Regions from separate parts of the Homo sapiens genome. Here regions 1 and 3 are each linked to region 2. Evidence: read pairs that join two places in POLR2A ChIA-PET (ENCODE). Cell type or tissue: PC-9. All regions are shown on one strand. Each heading gives the region's core, and the rest is flanking DNA. Links, peaks and the distances in the headings are about the cores only. Region 1 has its middle 74 kb from the start of MFAP3. Region 2 overlaps GALNT10 (polypeptide N-acetylgalactosaminyltransferase 10). Region 3 overlaps SAP30L (SAP30 like).

Region 1 (6,735 bases), core at 847-5,846, 110 kb before region 2:
AATTCCCATTTTACAGACAAGGAAACTTACACATACTTCACATTGATCGGTACTTGTTCAAGGCCACACAGCTAGTAAGTGGTAGAGACCAGATGTGATCCCAGGCTGCCTGCCTGAAAGCCTGTGCTTATAAAGTACTTTGCTATTCTGCTGGTCTGTGAAAGGCACCATTAAACACATTATTTAATTCAGATCACGACAGGAGATTTAGGGAGACACTAGCCCACCTGGGGTTGCTTTTTCCATATCTCACTTGTTCCTGGAGATAAGTGAGCTGCAGAAGGATCAAAGCCAGGAATAAACAAGAGCAAAGAAAATGAGAGCCAAAAGGGCTACAAAAAGATGATTTAGTTGAATGTCTTCATTTTAAGAAGGAGAGACTTGGAAAGGTTAAATGACTTGCCCATGATCACATATTTCTTAGAAATATCAACGCAAGTTCTACATTTAGGAAGAGGAAGTGAAGTGAATTAGCTAGTCAGGTATAGTCTAGGCTCACAATCAAACTGAGCTTGCAATTGTGTAGATTTTGCATATAAAGAGGTTTTTGAGGGAGCCAGAATTACCTGGGGAATTGCCTCCATTTCATTTTCTTCTATATCCTATCAGAAAAAATGGTCCCCAAAATCTTAGCAAGGGGGTAGTGTAGCCATTTCATAGTTTCCTTTTAAAAACATGGAATGTCAGGGGAACAAATATCATCTGAGATCATCTAGGCCAATCTTCATTTTACAGGTGAGAAAACCAAGGCCCAGAGGTGAGGGGATGTGTCCAAGGTTGGCTCACTAGTGGGTGCAGAGCCAGACAGGAGGCACTTCCCGTCTCAGCCTCAGCCTCTATCTCCACCGGCATGGCTAAGTGCTGCTGTCAGCTTCTCACCCGCTGGGCTTCAGTCTCTTCCTGGGAAGCATTTTAATGATATTGTTTGGAGGCTCTGCACCTCATTCCTCAGGGGTTCAGGGATGGGGGGACAGCTAGCCTAAAAAATGCTCACAGCTGGATTAATAAGAGAAGTGACGCCTCTGAGTTCCTGCACTTCAACAGAAGGTCAGGGAACACAGCTGTTTCTCTCTCTGCTTCCCAGATGCTCCCAGCGAGGCGAAGATGCTCCCTGGTTTCCTGCAGGAAGGAAAGGAAGATGTTCCTTGCTTTCCATGCATGCTTCATGTTTATTGTGTGAGTCAGATGCCTCTTCCTCCAACCAGTCTTTCCTGACTCCCCACAGGATCAGAACTCCCTCCTCTGAGCCTGACTCCCACAATACTCTCAGCAGACAAACTCTGATAGCACACTGATGGACTAGCTATTGCTGATCTCCCTGACTGTATTAGAAGCTGCTCAAAGGCATGGATCCAATCTGATTCATCTCTCCTCCCCACGTCTCAGCAACAGCACACCTTGCACACAGTCATAAACTAATTGCTACCATTTATTCAAAGATTGTCATAGACCAGGTTCAGGGCCAAGCACTTTGCATACTTTATCTCAGTAAGTTCTTCTGCCACCCTGCAAGGAAGGAATTATTGTACCCATTTTATGGATGAGAACACTGAAAGTTAACTTGTTCACGGACTTTATCGCAGAATTAGGAAATTCAGGCAGGGCACAGTGGCTTATGCCTGGCTCATGCCCAGCGTGTTGGGAGTCCAAGGTGGGAGGATCGCTTGAGCACAGGAGTTTGAGACCAGCCTGGGCAACATAGGGAGACCCCATGTCTAAAAAAAAATTAAAAATTAGCCAGTCATGGTGGCATGCACCTGCAGTCACAGCTACTTGGGAGACTGAGGTGGGAGGATTACCTGAGGCTGGAAGGTCAAGGCTGCAGTGAGCCATGGTTGTATAACTGCACTCCAGCTTGGATGACAGAACAAGATATTGTCTCAGAAAAAAAAATAAAGTAAAATAAATTCAAAACTTTCCATTATGTGTTCCTTCCCCACCCTTCTCACTCACTCTCCGCTTTTCTTCAAAGCCCTCAATATTTTCAGCTTCCTTCTGCCTTGGGGCCTTTCCCTGAGCAGTTTCCCTGGTAGCATCACATGCCCTTCTTCACCCAGTTAATTATGGTTTCAGATCTTCAGCTCTTGGCTCAAAAGGATTTCCCCAAGGCAGACTCTCCCAACCCCTAAACCATGTCATACCCTCTTGTAATCAGCTCTCACAGCTTCCCTAGTTTCTCCTTCATGGCATTTACCACAGTCCGTAATTCCATGTTTTGTGGGATTATGTGATTACCATATGTCTCCTCCATCAGTACAAGCTCCATGAGGCCAGGCCCCTTGTCTGTTTTGCTTATTATTTTGTCCCCAGTGCCGAGCACAGCACCCAACATATAATAGATGCCTAAAAAACATTTATCGAATGAGTATCTGACTTCAAACACATGCACTAACTAGCATGTGGTGAATAATTCTGAATAAGTGGTTGCTAATAAATGATTATATCAATGAAAGCATGGATGGAGGAGGTGATCAACCACAAGATTTCAGTTGGGAAAGATCAACTGCTTGGCACCTGGAAAATGTGGAGGCCCAACAAGCTGCTGGTTCACTTTCCAACAAAGCAGGCTTCCAGTTTGGGGAAAAAAAAGAAAACAATTTGGTTTCTCACTTTCACTTTTCAATAGCTATTGGGAGTCCTTGGCTTGAACAGCCCTCAAATGCAAATGAAAGAACAGGTGTGCTTATATCAGAACTGAGTAATCAGGGCATCTCTGTTACTTCTTCCTGAGAGCTTTGCACTCTGCCTCCTGAAGGAGCTACTTGATCAGCCAGGCCCTTGAAATGATGTGGGCAACCATTTCTTTTTTTTTTCAAATTGGGTTTTTAAACTTCTACTTAAAGGAAGATTGAAAGTGGGAGGGTATGACCTGGGGTAACTGGCAAGACAATACCAAGGTTTCAAAGACATTCTGGATGAAAGGCCCAGAGGCCATGTGATGGAAAGGAAGAGAAAGGGAGAGGAAGGGGGTGACATGCTGTAAGCCTCTCTGGTCTTCTCAGGAGGCACACTCCCTTTTCCCTGGGGATGGAAAGACATGAGCACATGCAGTTAAAAAAAAAATGTGGCTGGGTAGAACTCCAAGCCTAAAGCTTCTCTGTAGAATCATATAAAGTGGAGATTGGAAGGCACCTTTGGGTTGGATCATCTGGTCCAGCTTTTCATTTTATATCTATCCAAAGCCCAGAGAGGTGAGGGATCACCCTAGGTCACACTGAGACTCAATGCAGAGTCCACCCTGAAACCCCAGGCTCCCGATTCCCACCCCAGGGCTCTGTTCATTACATCAATATTCCTTACTTAGTAGATAGTCCAGTGTGATGGGCAGAATAATGATCCCCCAAAGCCATCCATGGTCTACTAATAATTCCCATCACTTGTGAATATGTTACCTTATGTGGCAAAAAGGACTTTGCAGATATGATTAAGGATCTTGAGATGGGGAGATTGTCCTGGATTGTCTGGGATAGTCCCAATATAATCACAACATTCAGATAACAGGAAGATAGAGGTGTCAGAATAAGAGAAGATGTGATGACAGAAGCAGAGGTTGGAGTGATGCAGGAGGCCTCCAGAATCTAGAATAGACAAGGAAAGAGATTTTTCCCCTAGAACTTCCAGAAGGGTTGTAGCCCTGCTGTCCCATTTTAGACTTCTGACCTCCAGAGGTGTAGGATGACACATTTGTGTTGTTTTAAGCTACAGAGTGTGCAGTAATTTGTTACAGCGGCAATCAGAAACTAACACAGTCAGTGATACCATTCAGCCCACATGCTAAGGATGCAAATCTCTCAGAAGACTCAGGGAATCCCACCCATACCTGAGTGACAGTACATCCTAGTGATTATGAGCATGCTCTGTGGAAATAACCCCAACATTCATCCATGGGAGAATAGATACATATTTCATAGTGATTTCACACAATGTGAAATACCACATGATAGCGCAAAAGAACAAACTTCTAATACATGCAATGACATGGAAGAATCTCATAGACACACCACTGGAGAGAAAGAAATGAGATGCAAGAAATTATGTACCAAATGATTCCATCTACATCAAAATCCAAGCACAGGAAAAATGAATCTATGCTGATAAAAATTAGAATGGTGGTTACCTCTGGAGGAAGAGTGTCACAGGGGAGGGTGATGAAGGAGCCAGCTGGACTTAAAATGTTCTATAACTTGATTTGGTTACAAGAATGTATATATGTAAAAATTTATTGAGCTGTACACTTAGGATTCATTCACTTTACATAAGTTATACTATAATTAAAAAGTTTTAAACCATTAAAAAATCAAAATAGAAAAATAAATTCATCTGATGAGCACAGGCTCTGGAATCAGACTCTCTGAGTTTAATCTTGGCTCCATCATCTCCTACCTGCATGACCTTAGCAAGTTGTTGAACCTATGAGACTGTGTTTCTGTGTAATTGGGATATTACGAGCTTCCACCTCATAGGGTTGTTGGGAGTTAGCAGATATGAAGTGCTGGCAACTGTTGCTGTTACATAGTGAGTGCTTCGTAAATGCTGGTCATTCTTACTCAGGGTATAAATGGTATACATTATTACTCAGGTGTAAATGTGATGGTGTGCTGGAGCCAGCCTGCACCAGCTGCTCAGATCTCACTGTGCACATCTCTTTCAACTCCTCCATCACAGACATTACATTGGCAGCTTAAAATTGGCCAGGGTGGGAATGTTTACACCACAACAATTGGCAATAGCTATAAATCAGTGCCTTTTGTATTTGCTTGGAAAGCCAGTTGTTAAACACTTATCAGCACATCATTGTATAAGTGGCTAAACTTAGGAAAGGGGAGAGAAGATGGGGGACCTGGAGAGAGGAAAGCAGAATCTGCCACCTTCTCTCCACTCCTCAGTGGAAGGTGCTGCTACAGCCCAGCCCCTGGAAACTTGCTTATGGGCCTCTTGACAACATCAGTGTCCCCTAGTCTTTCCTCCCCATTCTTTAACCACTTATTAATGCCAACCCAATCTCTAGGACACCATCTCCCCTCAATATGTTCCTTATGAGAGGCCTGGACAATCTTCTCACCCATCTCCTAGCATCAGAGACCCCTTGAACGAGTCCCTTCCCCTGCCAGGCCCTCCCCAGAGAGCTGGCCCAGAGTCTGGCTCCCTGTTTCTACTCGCTCTCTGTTCTTTCTCTGCCTGGAGCCAGCCGCTCTTAGATCCTCTTTGGACCAGCTGTTTCACATGGTTAGTGTCTTAGCTTAAATATCACCTACGCAGAGGAGCCCTTTTTGACCACCCTCAACCAGTCTCAATCACACTATTCATCACTGACGGAAAGTCTCATGTACATGACTGCTTAACCTTGTTTTGCGTCTGTCTTCCCAACCAGGATGTAAGTTTCTGGATACAGACTATTTTTATCATCCCTATTCTACATGGCAGAGAAGTTAAGTAACTCATCTGTGGTGACAAAGCCAAAAGTGGCAGAGCTGGGATTTGAACCCATGCCTTCTCAGGGTAAACTGGCTACTAGTTGTATAGGCAACTGGTAAGTCCAGAGAGAAGACAGCTCAACTAGACCAGAAGGCCAGGGGACCCACTGCCAAGCTAAGGAGTTTGGCTGACAGTTTGAAGTGGTAAAGCCCAAAATCAGTGCCAAGGCGGGGGGAACACTAATGGGCACAGGGGAAGCAGTGAAGCTGTTTATGCAGAGTGTCTTTACTCACTTATTTATAGAGGATGAGATGTTAATCAAGGGCTCATTCTTGGAGCTGTCAGTGCCTTCTCCTACAGCAGCAGGTGTGATGAGCCGGGGCTAGGGAAGGAAGCCAAATTATCTGCCTCTCTCTAAGACTCATGCCGCTCCCAGGCATCCCGGTACCCAATCCTCTGGCCAGAAGCTCCATGCAGAAAAGTGGGGATCAGAAATGAAAGTGTGGGAAAGCCAGCTGGGGCAGTGGAAGGAGCACTGAACAGGAGTTCTCAAGCCCCATACGACTGTGTAGAGCACTTAGCACAGTTCTTGGTACGTGCTAAACCTCCAAGAAATAGTTGGCGGTGGTGGTGCTGGTGGTGGTCCTGGCTCTGTGTGACCTTAGGCAAGTCATCAATCTCTTTGTGCCTCCCTTTCTTCATACACAGAAGAAAAGTGAAAGAATTGCCTCCAGAGCCCTCAGAGTGGGTGGGAGGTCAGATACCTTGCACAGCCCTCAGCACAGTAGTAGGCCCCCCATAAATATTTACTGAATGAGTGTCATATGTGGTAACTACAAAGCCCTATGAAAACATAAGTAGTGATTATTTCAACGGCCATCTGAAAACGGAATAAGATGTCTGGGCAGATGGTAAGTTTCCCACCACTGGATTCACTCAGAGAGAGAGGCGATGCTTGCATGGGGCAGCAGCTGAGATTCCCCTCTGAGGAAGTGGTGCTGTTCAGTGATTTAGCTTTAGAGTCCAAGAGTGTAAGTTAAAAATCCTAGCTCAGCTACTCATTAGGTATGTGGTTTTGATTAAATTCTGGAACCTCTGGATCCTTGCTTCCCTCGTCTCTAAAACTGGGATTGTCACAGTACCTGCCTTATATGATTCTTTTGAGGATTCAGTGATTGAATCTTTTGAGGATTCAATGAACAGGTAACTGATTTATTAAGCCATCGACAGGCAATGCCTCCTTTTTCCCTTTATTTTTACTTCTAGTTGTACTCAGCCAAATCCACTACCTTACCCATGTGGTAATGATGATTTCAGCAG
Region 2 (6,735 bases), core at 863-5,862:
TAAGGTGGTATTTATATTCCCAAAGGGTAAGCATGAGTGGTGTTTCTCTTCTGAGCCATTTCTAGAACCTTCTTGCTTTTTGTTAATACGTTAAAACCACCTGGCAGCTTCCATTTTCCTTTCTGAGTCTGAGAAGCAAGCAGCCCAGACAGAATTGGGGGGAGAGGGTGTAGATGGGAAGAAGTTCCTGTTCTGTAAGCCCCAAGTTTCTCCAGCAAGGAAAAGGTAATCATACCTGTGGGACCTGGAATAAGAAGACAGAAGCCTTGGCTTTCCCCGAGAGTCAGTGCTGTTCGCCACACTGGCCACCTCTAGTGCTGAGTCTTTGTTTATTGAAGCCTCTTCTTCTGTTTTCCTGTGTCCTTTTCCCTGCAGTGTATTCTGCACACAGCAACCAGAGTGATCTTTCCAAAACACATCTGGTCATGTCCTTACCCTGCCCAGAGCCCTCCCCCGGCTCCCCTAGACTTTAGGATAAAATCCAGCTTCTTGCTATGGCTGCTCAGGCCCTGCTGCTCCGGCCTCTGACCGCATCTGTAGTCGTAGTCCCCTGCTCTCCCACCTGCTCGCCTTTGGCTCCCAATGTAGCTCATCTACTCCCCGACATGTGCTCTACCTGGGTCCCCAGGCCTTAATGTGCCAGTCTGGGCCTCCCTGGCCAGGTCCTCCACGTGCTTCAGGTGTCTACTGAGACATCATCTCCCCCAGCAAGCCTTCCCTGACCACCCTGCCCTCCTCAGCCTGAGTGGGTTCCTGTGGTGTCCTGTGCTTATGGATGTCTTGGTCCTAACCGTATCCCAGGACAGTCATCCATGTCCTTGGTGGCCTCCCCTCACCTACCCTACAGATGCATGAGCTCCTTTCAGGCTGTGCCTGTGTGACCAGTTTACTGTTCTATCCTCCAGCGTCTAGCACACCTCCTGCCACACAATGCATGCCAAATAATGGATGGAAGAATGGACATGGGCTGTTACCACCAGATTGAAAAACCTGCACATACTAGAATCACCTGGGCACTCTCCCAGCCAACGGCTTCGGCTTCCTGGTGCCACCTTAGTCCTCCAGATTCAGCATTTCTATGGGTGGGCCGGGGAATCTGCATGTTTAACAAGCACACGCCCAGGTGATTATAATGCAAATTTGAGAACCTCTCAGTGATCTTTCCAAGCCCAACGTTTTACAAAACAGATAACTGATCCAGAGACAGTAAGTGAATTCTGTAAGATCTCAAACACTCTCTCGCGCTCTCTCTCTCTCTCTCTCTCTCTCTCACACACACACACACACACACACACACACCACAGAGAGAGAGGGAGAGAGATTTCATTTATGAGATGACATGAACACCCAATGCTTTTCCCACTCCCACAAAGTAGACCTTCAAGAAAACCATGGTAGGCATAGGAGAATTTTTGTCTTTGTTTTAACCTTTGTCCTAAACAGATCTGATCTGGCGAATCTTCACATATTGTTTATTTCCTTTCCATAGGAAGTGCTTAGCCTCCAAGTATGGGCTACTTATTTTTTAACAATTACTTTCACTCCAAGACGTACATAATTTTTTAAACATGGGAATCCCTGATGTTTCATTTTTGTTTTGGAAATGATTTTTAGAGAAGATGAATTATCCTGTCTGATGCCATGAGATCTATTTTTATCATTTGGGATGTTGAGACTAAAACTGACAACATATTTAGTATTGCTTATAGTACTCAGTGACACTGCCTCCCTTTGAAGCCCGCCAGAGAGCCACCATGCAGGAACATGAGTTACTAATTAATTCAACCTGCTCACTGGGACAAAATGGGAAGGAAGAACCCACATTTGACACAGATAAAGTGGAGCATGTTCAAAGCGCCAGGACACCAAGGGATCAGGAAATTATGTCTCAAGGGAAGGGCTGAAGAAACTGCACATTTAGGTTTCCATGGAGGAAACTCAGTGGCTGTAAATGCCAGAAGTGCTGAAATAGGGGTGGGTAGGCTTGCAAGGAAAGTAGACCTGGACCTGAGGGTGGAAGTTACCAGGACAGACCTTCCGCTGGAATATGTGAAAGAACTTCCAAGCAAATGGAATCCTGCAAATAAGCATCCTTAAAAGGGAGTTCCCACAGCAAGAGAAATGTTCAAAGCTGGAGCCATCTGATGGGGCTGTCACAGAATGTCCTGGGTGAGGAGTGGTCTGGACTAGAAGAAGTCCAGGTACCTTTCTGACAGACTCTGGGGTGAACACAAATGGCCACAGGACCAAGCCAGTGACCTGAATGAGTCAGTCATTACTCAGCTCCAGCCAATTGCTTGGGAATGTGGGTCCAGCAAGGCCAGATCCTTCTTCTGATTTTTCAAGAAAAGACAGACTTGTGGATTTTTAAAAATATGGACTGTCCTGAGTTTTAAATATCATGCAGGCCAAATAAAGCCATCTGTGCCTGCAGGGTCTTGATTGTGACCTGCCAGTTTGACCCCTCTGTTCCAGGATTCTCAGGGTTATGTGCACTTTTGTCCTTCACAAGTAAGATAAATGAAATAGGTAGGGATTTTCCTCCTATTCAACAGATGGGCAAGTCAGGACACCGGGAGGTTAAGGGACTTCTAGATAGACGCACTCTTATAATATAAGGTAATGTTATAACAGACAAGGGCTAGAATCAGGGTACGTGGGTGAATAGGTAGTTATGTCCCTCGGCTGCTCCACTGACATTTCATTTTTTAGCTCTTCTCTTAAAATAATATTTGCTGAAGGGAGCACTGGGAAGGCCCCATCCTTCCTATATGACTGGAGCAGGGAATTCTGCCTCCCAGGGGCTCTGGGGTGAGGGGTATCCTCCCTGCACCGCTCCGGGGGTTAGGGTGCCCCTGAGTTGTGCCTTACTGAGTCTGCACATCCTGCACAGAGCTCCTGCCTGGAGCCATTCTAAAACTCAGCCGCTCCTATTCCCCAAGGATCTGTGTCTTTAGGCCTCCAGCCATGCCTGAAATTTCACCATTATAAGCCTGCTTTTGGGTGAAGGCTTCACAGGCACCCAGGAATCACTTTCACAGTGAACACAGGAAAAGGAAAAAAAACCACAGGAATGCAACCTGACATCTCTCTCAGGCTCTAAGTATTGGACTGCCAGGACTTGGGTACTGAAGAAATTAGTTTTGCCACGAAGGCAACCTCAAAAAGCCAGTCATCTTCAAGCCACATTTACAGCACTCCGCAGTGCGACTTGAGGCCTGTCTGCCTAGCTTCCTGCTTCTTGGCCTTCCTGCCACTCTTTATGCTGACACCGCGCTTACAGTAGCAGCTTTCAGACCAACTTGAGGCCTTGCTTACTTTGCCAGTGGACTGCCTGCTTGTTTTTTAAAGGATTTTTTTTTTAAGTATTGGTACTTTTTTTTCCGTGAAGCTTAGTTGAAGTATATTTGAATTACAATAAACTGCACATTTTAAAAGTGTGCAACTTGATCAATTTTAACATATATATAAACCTGTGAAGCCATCATCACAGTCAAGAGAATGAACCTTTCTATCACCTCCAAAAGGTTCTTTGTGCCCCTTTGTTACCCATTCCTCTCTGTGTCCCCTAATAACCACCTGCCTGCTTTTTGTCTTTCTGGATGAGTTTACATTTTCTAGAAATTTGTATTGAAGGAATAATATAGTATGTGTTCCTTTTTGCCTGTTTTTTTTTTTTTTACTCAGCATGATGCTTTTTGACATTCATCCATGTTCTTGTGTGTATCAACAGTGCATTCTTTATTGCTGAGTAGTAGACCATTACATGGATAGACTAATTCATTTATTCATTTACCTGTTGATGGACATTTGGATTGTTTCTAGCTTTGGGTTATTACAAATAAAGCTGTTATAAACATTTGTATACAAGTCTTTGTGTATATATATGTTTTTGTTTTTCTTGGGTAAATACTTAGGAATGGAATGGCTGGATTGTATGGTATATATATATCTTTCTAAGAAACTGCCAAATTGTTTTCCAAAGTGGCTGTATCATGTTGCATTCCCACCATCAGTGTATAAGAGTCTGGCTGCTCCGCATCCTCACCAACACTTAGAATGGTCAGTCTTTAATTTTAGCCATTCTGGTAGATGTGAAGAAGTGACATCTTAATGTCTCACATGAAATTTACATTCTGCCATGAAGAGCATCTCTTCATGTGTTTATTGGCCGTTTTATGTCTTTTGTGAAGTATCTGTTAAAATCTTTTGCCATTTTTTAATTGGATTGTCTTGTTGAGTTTTAAGAATGTTTTATGTATTCTGCCTACAAGTCTTTTGTCTAATATATGTTTTGTGAATATATTCTCCCAATCTGTGGCTTGCCTTTTTGTTTTCCTAATAAGGTATCAGTATCATCTGGCAAAATCTAGAGCATATGGGGTTTCCAGGGATAAGTAAGACATTGAAATTTAACAAATGTAGTAAACCTTAAGAATCCCGTGGAACCTGAATGTGGTACCAACATGAATATTTATCATATTAACTCTGAGTTTGGATATTATTTTGCATAATTTGAGAAAAACACTGTGTAGGGCACCGTACTAGGTGCTAGAAGAGATGGAAGGAAAGGTACAGACATAATCAGACATGGACACTGTTCTCAGGATGCCCTCATCTGTGGAGGGAGAGGCGTAAGGCATGCATTCTAATACTAATCATTATTGCATGCGTGATCTGCTTTATTGGCTTGATAATCCTCAGAACAACCCTCTGAGGTAGATTGTCTTAATTTGGCAGATGTGGAAACAGGCTTAGAGAAGTTAAGTCACTTCCCCAGTTCGTACAGCTAGGACATGGGGGACCTGGATTCAATCCCAATACTGTCTGACTTTGAAGGCCCCATTCTTAACCTTTGGGCTAAATTGCCTCTCTAGTATAAGGTAGACTGTATTAAGGAACTATAAGCAAGTTATAAACAGAGCATTGTAGAGCAAGAAGTGAACATTTATTTTTGGCTCTGTGCCAGAAAGCACCATGAAGGGGTTAGCATTTGAGCTAGGCCTTGAAGGATGTACTTAACCTTGGCAACAAAGATGACAGAAAGGGAATAACAATTGGAGGGAGCAGGCCGGGTGCAGTGGCTCACACCTGTAATCCCAGCACTGTGGGAGGCTGAGGCGGGTGGATCACCTGAGGTTAGGAATTTGACACCAGCCTGGCCAACATGGTGAAACCTCATCTCTACTAAAAATACACAGATTAACTGGGCGTGGTGGTGCAGGCCTGTCATCCCAGCTACTCAGGAGGCTGAGGCAGGAGGATCACCAGATCCTAGGAGGTGGAGGTTGCAGTGAGCTGAGATCGCGTCACTGCACTCCAGCCTGGGTGACAGAGCAAGACCCTGTCTCAAAAAAAAAAACTAAAAAACTAAACAACAACAGCAGAACAATTGGAGGGAGCAGCATAAGTAATGATGCAGAGGTGGGAATGGTCCTGGGATCTGTTGACTATAGCCTCATTTTCCTTAAGGGGAACAGAGAGAAAAGGCGATTAAAATCTATTCTCAAAAGTCCTTGAAATTTGGGCTTAGAAGTTTGAATTTGATTCCAGAGGCAATAGTGATCCACTGAAGCATTTGAGCAGCGGGGAGGGGAAGTATTATAGAAGGTTGTGTGTCCTAGAAGGACAAGGAAGTAGAGGAGGTACAGAGAACCGTTGGGGATCTTGTGGTCCCCACTGTAAGTGTTGGGGCCCCCAGCTAGGTCATTAGCCACAGAAATGGACAAGAAAGGATAAATACATAATCCAAAAGTAGTAGCCACCTTCCCCATTCATCATTCTTATTCTATCAATTCTTCTATAATCTGGGACTAATTTGACCCAGTCTCTTGCTTCCTCCTTCTTCCTCGTCCATCTGTATTTTGCATACTTCATTGCTCTCAGACGTAACAAGGGAGAAGAGAGAAACTCAATTTGTCCAGCTTGTAATTTGTTAGCTAATTCTGATAAATGAGGTGGTTCCTGGAAAAGGCAGAAACTTTTGGCTAAAATGAAGTTTTATACTATTTGTACATTTATTTATTCATTCATTAAGCTAACCAGATTCATTCATTTACCATTCATTCATCCAAACATTTATTCATTCTATAAACAGTCATTTGATATTTATGGAGTATCTAATATGTTAATATGTGCCAGACATTGTGGTAGATACTGAAGATACAGTGGACAACAGAACACAGTCTCTGTCTACAAGAAGCTCACTTCTTTTTTTTTTTTTTTTTTTTGAGATGGAGTCTCGCTCTGTCTCCCAGGTTAGAGTGCAGTGGCAGGATCTCGGCTCGCTGCAACCTCCACTTCCCGGGTTCAAGTGATTCTCCTGCCTCAGCCTCCTGGGTAGCTAGGACTACAGGTGTGCACCACCATGCCTGGCTAATTTTTTGTATTTTTAGTAGAGATGGGCTTTCACCATTTTGGCCAGGCTGGTCCTGAACTCCTGACCTCAAGCAGTCCACCCACCTCAGCCTCCCAAAGTGCTGGCATTACAGGCGTGAGCCACCACACCTGGCCTTTTTGGGGTTTTTTTGTTTGTTTTTTTTTAGACAGAGTCTTGCTCTGTCACCCAGGCTGGAGTGTAGTGGCGCAATCTCGGCTCACCACAAGCTCCGCCTCTTGGGTTCACGCCATTCTCCTGCCTCAGCCTCCCAAGTAGCTGGGACTACAGGCACCCGCCACCATGCCCGGCTAATTTTTTGTATTTTTAGTAGAGATGGGATTTCACCCTGTTAGCCA
Region 3 (6,735 bases), core at 811-5,810, 240 kb after region 2:
TCTGCCTGCCTTGGCCTCCCAAAGTGCTAGGATTACAGGTGTGAGCCACCATCCCCAGCCTAACCCAATTTTTATTTGTTTTTGAGACAAGGTCTTGCTCTGTCTCCTAGGCTGGGGTGCAGTCACAGCTCACTGCAGCTTCAACCTCCTGGGCTCAAGTGATCCTCCCACCTCAGCCTCCTGAGTAGCTGGGACCACAGGTGCATGCTACGACACCTGGCTAATTTTTTGGTAGAGATGAGTTCTCCACTGTGTTGCCTAGGCTGGTCTCGAACTCCTGGCCTCAACTAATCCTCCCACCTTAACCTCCCAAAGCATTGGGATTATAGGTGTGAGCCACCACGCCTGCCCCACAATTTTTTAAAGACACATTTCTTCCCACTTTCAAGGCCTGAGAGGTTTGGTAGCAGCTGGCCAACCAGAGCAGTCCCAGTCTCTCCTCCATGAGTATGACTGTGAAATCATGCCATGACAGGTGGTTGGCTGCCACTGAAATAGAACTGCACCTTGGAAGAGTTGTAGGTTAAAAAGCCACTTTTGGATCCTGGAAATTAAACCACCTACATCCCTGGGGAGGAAGGGCAAAGGGCACTCTGAGTTCCGCACATGGCAGGAAGTTCTTCAGCATTTGTCATTCCCGCCACAGCATGCAAACAACTCCATTCGCTTCTTTGTACAATGTAGAATTTGCGGTGTGATTTGTGCATGGTTTAAGGAACTTTGGTATTTTCCCCCCACATAGACTGTGAGTCGACACTTCAGGAACATACCTGTGAATGAAAAAGAGACCCTTGCCTACTTCATCTACATGGTGAAGAGTAACAAGAGTAGACTGGACCAGAAATCGGAGGGTGGCAAGCAGCTTGAGTGAGGATGAAGCACATCTTAAAGGAATGAAGTGTAATGCTTGATGCACAGGTGATATCTACTACATTTAAGCCCATAAAGACTGTTAAATATTATTGTAAATAAAAAAGTTTGAATGATGAATACTGTAAATCTTTTTGGTCAGGAGGATTATATTCTCATGATTCAGCATGTGTATAGAAAGACTTTCTTTTACGATAACTCTGGACTAAAAAAATCAGGATCATTAAAAGAATTAAAAACTATGTATTTCAGCATTCAACAAAGCATTAAATCAATTCTACTGGAAATGTGGGATAAGAAATATTTTGGTAATCACCTTATCCACCAGGCTGCCACGTGTGAGCTGTAGCTTGGAATAGCAGCAAGGTGCAATTGGCCATGGAAGTGCATGAGCAGACCCACATCTGGACTTGCATGCTGCCCGCTGGCGACATAGATATCCCGCCCGCTTTGTTGCAAGCTTTGTCATTTATCAGCAGATCAGTTTGACACTGGTCCCCCTCACTCACCCTGTGCCTTGTACACAGTAGGCACTCAATCAGTAGGTATTGGCTAATTGAGCTGTCACTAATAGTGCCAGCCTTGTAACATCCGCTTCACACCTCTCATGACTGAGACCTCTGCCATTTCTGTTGCTCACCACTTAACTGCTAGAATGTGGAGGAAATCCTGATGCACCAACAAGGAAGTTTCTGATCAGATAAGGATTTCAGGACAGTTGCATGTGCAAAACTATTCGTTGAGGTTCCAGAAACACTGATATAGAGACCCTCACAGAAGATACGGTCCCTTATGCACCCCACTATGCTTCACTCTTTGGGGTGCAGTTAGATATTATGACTTCAGCCAAGCTTCTTGGTAATAAATGCATTGACACACTGACATATTTAGTAGGTTGGGGCAAGTATTTTTAGAAGTTTTCATCCTAAGTTCACAACCACCATGCAAGCTGCCAGGGGCCATGTGATTCCTGCCCAGAAGTTCAGCTTAGGATTGAAAGTCTGGCTGGCCTTGACTCCCTGGGCTCTGGTCATCAGCAAATCATGAGTTTGGGCAACAAAGGTCAATTCCATCTGATGCTCATTTTTGTGAACAATTTGCCTCCCTCTTAGGGAGAAAGATTGCTAAAATAATTTTTGAAAATTACCTAATTTTTTTGTTGTTCAAAACGTTGAACTCCTCAATCTAATTATATCAGAGCCAAAGTATCCTGTGAAAACAAAGCTTTATATCCAAAAATGTGCTTTTGCAAAATTCTTTAATCTGTGTAATGGAGGGCAGAGGGTATGGGGTAGGAGGGTGGGAGAAAGAAAAGAAAAGAATTTGGATTCTAATTTATGACCATCTTGACATATGGTCAAAGGTGTCATTTTCCTACTCAGTTTCAATTCTGAGTTAATTTCTTAAGCCTTAAATAATAAGAACAATGGACAGCCTGGCCTGGCAGAGAGTTTCACAGATGACTTAATCTGAGCACCATCACAGAGAAGTCAGGACTAAACCCCCTACTGAGCAGGGCGGCGGAGTGTCCAAAGGTCTCAGTTCTGTGGAGCAGAGTACCACGCTTTCTGTGGAATGGGGACAGGGTCACCACGCTCACTAAAATGCAGTATGTTCCATTGCAGCAAAGCTTTCGCCTGTGTTCAAAATGCATGTCTAGCAGATTGCAGCCTTTTAAATTAAATATATATAAATGGTTGTATATAGAATATACTCTGGACTGTGAGGGCATCCTATTTTGGTATGCCTCCTGGCTGTGGATGGCATGTCCAGTGCTCTGTGAGTGTTTTCAGTCATTCACATTCACTATGTGTTTAGAGATTCTCTCCCTGCTTACAGCTGAAGGATGTTGATACAGGCATCAAGAAGGCTGAGGGGCAGATGGGGCCTGCAGGTTAAGGCATTGTTAACTTGCTCCATGGAAATGTCCATATCTTAATGAGTAAAAAAGTGTATTTTTCTGATACGTAAACCAGAATTGTGGGCGTGTAGGTCACATCACTATTTCTTTAGCAGCAAATCTGTTTTCCCAGTTGAGAGAGACAATAGCTTCTGCACAAGAATATATGATGGTAGGATCCATCTGTTCAATTGTGTCTGAAAGAATCTTTATTCCAAAGCGAAACCTGGGGAAATGTTTTACCTTCAGCCAGATGCTGTGTGTGTACTTGGGTCCCTTGTCTTTCCTCTAAGGAGAGGTGCTTGTGGAAAGTGGAGGTTGTGGGCATCTTTTCAACCTTTTCAATCTGACCTTTCAACAGGTCAGGTGAGAGAAAAGACAAAGCTATTTGAACCTATGTTTTTCTTATGTCCAGAAATCTGTTCTTTCATCAAACCACTAAACCACTCGCCTTAGCCTCTTCTGCAGTTTCTGGTGGCTCTATCTGTGGGCAAGGGACTCCTGCCTGTGAGAAGTGGCCAGGCCCTCCAGAGCAACGGGGTCTGGCTTCAGGGAGCAGTGGGGTGTGGGGAAAGCAATGTTCATCTTGGCTGCTCCATTTTTATACCATCCATCAAGGACTCTTGCGCTTCTCTCCACCTGTGACGTAGCAGCATTGCCTTCTTTCCTCTTGGTGCTTCTGGGCAAAACTGGAATTTGAAATCCAGAACTGGCGTTGTCTTCTTAAAGAGTATGGTTCCTGCCTCAGTTCCAGCCTGGTATGGTTCTTTGATATGCCCTGAAGGTTCTCACATGGAAACATCAGTATCCTGCCATTCATGTTGTTTTAAGATGTTTTAAAAACCAATGGACAAACTTCTTGCTTCAAGGAACAAACTCTTAGGTTGGCAACAGCATATAAAAAAAAAGATCACAGCTGAATCTCATGAAAGATTAAAAACCAAAGGATTCAAGACCGGTGTTGTAAAATGAAGAGGAATTTTACTTACATGTTACAGCTGCCAAGTTTTTAGATGTTCCTGTCATAGCTAAATAGTCACTGCTAGCCTTTCAGAGAACAGATAGTAACAATTGTTTGCAGCTGCAGTGTTGCATCTAATTTTGGTGTTTAGGCTTTTTATTTTGTGGGAAGCTTTTTGTTAATATCCTGCAGGGCAACTGCCTGTTGGGAGGGAGAGGATGGAAGAAGGAGCTTACTCTGGGGGCCTTGCCTATTGAGGGAGGCTGTTGCCCAGAGCAGTTGCTTCATGGAAGTCATCCAAAGGCGCTCTCAGTCATTACAATGACAGGATCTCAAAGTTGGGAAAGGGCTGTTAAGTCATCCAGTCTAGTCTCCACATAGGTGCTGACATTCTGCCTACAACCATCCCACCAAGGGGTTGAGCAGTCTGGACTTAAACACCTCCGAGGACAGAGAACCCACTACCTCGTGGAGAAGCCTGTTCTTTGTAAACCTCTGGCTTTTCTATGTTCTCTGTAATTTCCATCTTAGTCTCTGCCCCATGGGGGCCACATGGGACAAGTTATTTTTGGCAAAGCACCTAATTGCTGGCACTGTCCCAAAGCATAGCGTTTGCCTTTTGGAAAGAAACAATGCTAGGACATGGACACTTTGGTACACTGTCCTTACCCCTGAGTATTAGTCCACTCAGTTCCTTGTTGGAGAATGTTGAGAAAACCCTACTGGCTGGCTTGTTTCTGCCAAAGCTTGGGGAGAGGAGAGGGGGATGAGAAGATGTTAGCAGCCTGCTAAACCTCAGACAGATGAGGACTCAGTTCTGTGCTTGCCCCACAAAAACGGATGCTCACATCATCAGGAAATTGTTCAGCTGGAGGATTTATAACTTCGTTGCTTTGCATGAAGTTTAAAGTTTTCATGGTTGCCCAGGGCTTGTACCTTAGATTCCTGTAAGGACTTTGCACTGTTTTTGCTGAGAAAACAACGCTTCAGGACTTAAGGTCTAAGCGTCAGAGAAGTGCCGTATTTTCAAGGTGGAAAGTCTGTTAAGCTTGCTGTTGTCCAATCATCCGTTTTTAGAGATGGGGAAACTAAAACTCAAAAAGATGTGCCTGAGGTCATATGGCATTATCAGAACCAACCTCTGGCCCTCTTGACCTGTCTAGCATTCTTTCTTTCTGACCTATAGGATGACTCTAATTCAGTCTAAATCGGCTGCCCTCAGATTCTTGAGAACTTAAAATTGAGCAGAAATTCCCAAGGCCAACCTAGCTCTCAGGGACCAACCTGCAGAACTCAAGATTGAGCGAAATGTTTAGGCCAGTTGAGTTTTGCAAAATGAGTGGTAAGGGAAAACAGATCTAGCCTGTTATTTAAAACCAGGGTTCAAAAGCCCTATTGGGAGAGGTAGTATTGTCCTAGCATTTAAATTCTCATGAAATGTGCTTGGTCTGTGATCTCTTGGTCAGATATCTGCCTTCCAGGCGATCCTTTGAGGTTGTGTAATTCAGCTGGCCCTGGCTCCTGGTCCCTGTTACTGAGCTGGGCAGTCGAACCGAAGGGCAGATGAGCTCAAGATCATGCCTTGGGAAGCATGGTGCTCTAGGGGTGCCTTTTTATTCCTTTCATTGTATTATAGACTGTTTCCAAGTTTATGGTTAGAAATGGTAAAGTGGGTCTGGTGTTTTGAGGTAGAACCCAGCCTAGGGCAAGATATGAACTGTTCTTGAGGTAGAAATGTCTACAGTCAGTTGTTTCATCTAGCTTGCATCTTAAAACACAAACCCTTCAGTTGCTTTCACTTAATGCACACATTTGCCAATGACAGAGGGTTATACAGGATCCTTCTTTTACATTTCTATTGTCTGCTACGCTCATCAGAGTATATTTTGGGGTACAAGGTTTTGGGGGTTTTTTTTCCCATTTTGTAACTGCCTTATTGAAAAGTAAGTGCCCTTCCATTCCAGGCCTCCTCATATTGTACTTGTTTCCTGCCAAATCTGGGGGATCATTTGTATTTTAACTTCGTAATCTATGGCTCTGTACTGTTGAAAGGCTCTCAATTCTGTGGGGTCTCCTTAGTATGTATGTGACTTTTCATGTTGCAATATCACACGATGGGATGGCCCGACTTTTGCTCTTAATAAATAATCTGAATGAGTAAGAGACCCTCTGTCTTCCCTTTGAATTTTTATATAGAATTCAGATGCTTTCACTTCCACATTTGGCCCCTGGCAGTGTATTACAGTGATTAATGACAGTGGTCTTTCCTCCCAGCTCCAAATACTAGCACCTACATCCCCAGTGCACACTGAGTTTAGATCCCAGAAGGTTAGGCCCAAGTTCCAGTACTGCTATCCCATTCACTCACCTGGAAAGAGACTGACTGGGTCCAACAGCCTGAGTCTGGAGCTCAACTTCCATGTAGTGTACTGGATGCACTGGGCAAATAGAGTTCTCTCTCTGGGTCTTCAGTTCTCCATCTAAATAAACTGTATGGAGGATTGATTGCACATTGAAATATCTGCAGAGGGTGAGCTGCAAACTGGAAAACTCAGGTCCCTTCTAAGGGCAGCCACTACTCAGCTCCCCGCTACTGTAGCCTTATGGGCACACCAGCCCTGTGTGACCGGGTCTTGCAATTTGACTGGAGAAGCTGGAAATTCAGATCTTCATGTAAACATCCCAATGTTTAAATGTCTCAAAGACATTTTTAACAGCGTGTGACCTGGAGTTTCTTCACCTACAGTAGAGTCTTGCTATTTAAAGTTGGTCCATCATCTGGGCACTTGTTGGAAATGCAGAATCTCCCAGCCCCTCCTGCTGGCCGTCTACTGAATCAGAATCTGCATAGTAGCAAATTCCCTAGGGATACTACAGCTTGAGAAGCCAGGGCAGTATGACTGCACGTTCCTGGTGGAGGTCCCTGAGGCTACCGGATGACGCCTCTCGCCTGTCCTCACAGTGCTAGAGAAGAGAAAGGCAAGCCTCAAGTTCAGGTCTCCCA

The links. ChIA-PET counts read pairs that join two places held together with the same protein. Peaks named below come from ENCODE experiments on the same cell type or tissue, not always from the same donor. Only the 100,000 strongest peaks of a DNase experiment are listed, where the experiment ranks them.
Region 1: POLR2A ChIA-PET joins it to region 2 with 9 read pairs; 2 of 35 experiments call an interaction of 5 or more read pairs at or near these places.
Region 3: POLR2A ChIA-PET joins it to region 2 with 7 read pairs; 3 of 35 experiments call an interaction of 5 or more read pairs at or near these places.

The regions. Positions count from the first base shown.
Region 1 is chr5:154,109,780-154,116,514 of GRCh38, forward strand. No RefSeq gene overlaps it. Among named protein-coding and RNA genes, the nearest start is that of MFAP3, 74 kb to the left of the region's middle. In PC-9, for the core only: no CTCF peak of the experiment used is centred there; no DNase peak of the experiment used is centred there.
Region 2 is chr5:154,218,569-154,225,303 of GRCh38, forward strand. All of the region lies in intron 1 of GALNT10 (polypeptide N-acetylgalactosaminyltransferase 10), which reads left to right. LOC107986465 (a long non-coding RNA gene) reads left to right here. Exons shown (of 2, transcript XR_001742939.1): 1 at 1-1,123; 2 at 1,490-3,865. Among named protein-coding and RNA genes, the nearest start is that of GALNT10, 31 kb to the left of the region's middle. RefSeq lists enhancers at 224-730, 731-1,235. In PC-9, for the core only: no CTCF peak of the experiment used is centred there; DNase peaks (open chromatin) are centred at 2,273, 3,113 and 5,053; H3K4me3 peaks cover 629 bases; H3K27ac peaks cover 4,057 bases.
Region 3 is chr5:154,455,158-154,461,892 of GRCh38, forward strand. SAP30L (SAP30 like) reads left to right here. Exons shown (of 4, transcript NM_024632.6): 4 at 743-5,896. The coding sequence ends at 871. Among named protein-coding and RNA genes, the nearest start is that of SAP30L, 13 kb to the left of the region's middle. In PC-9, for the core only: no CTCF peak of the experiment used is centred there; no DNase peak of the experiment used is centred there.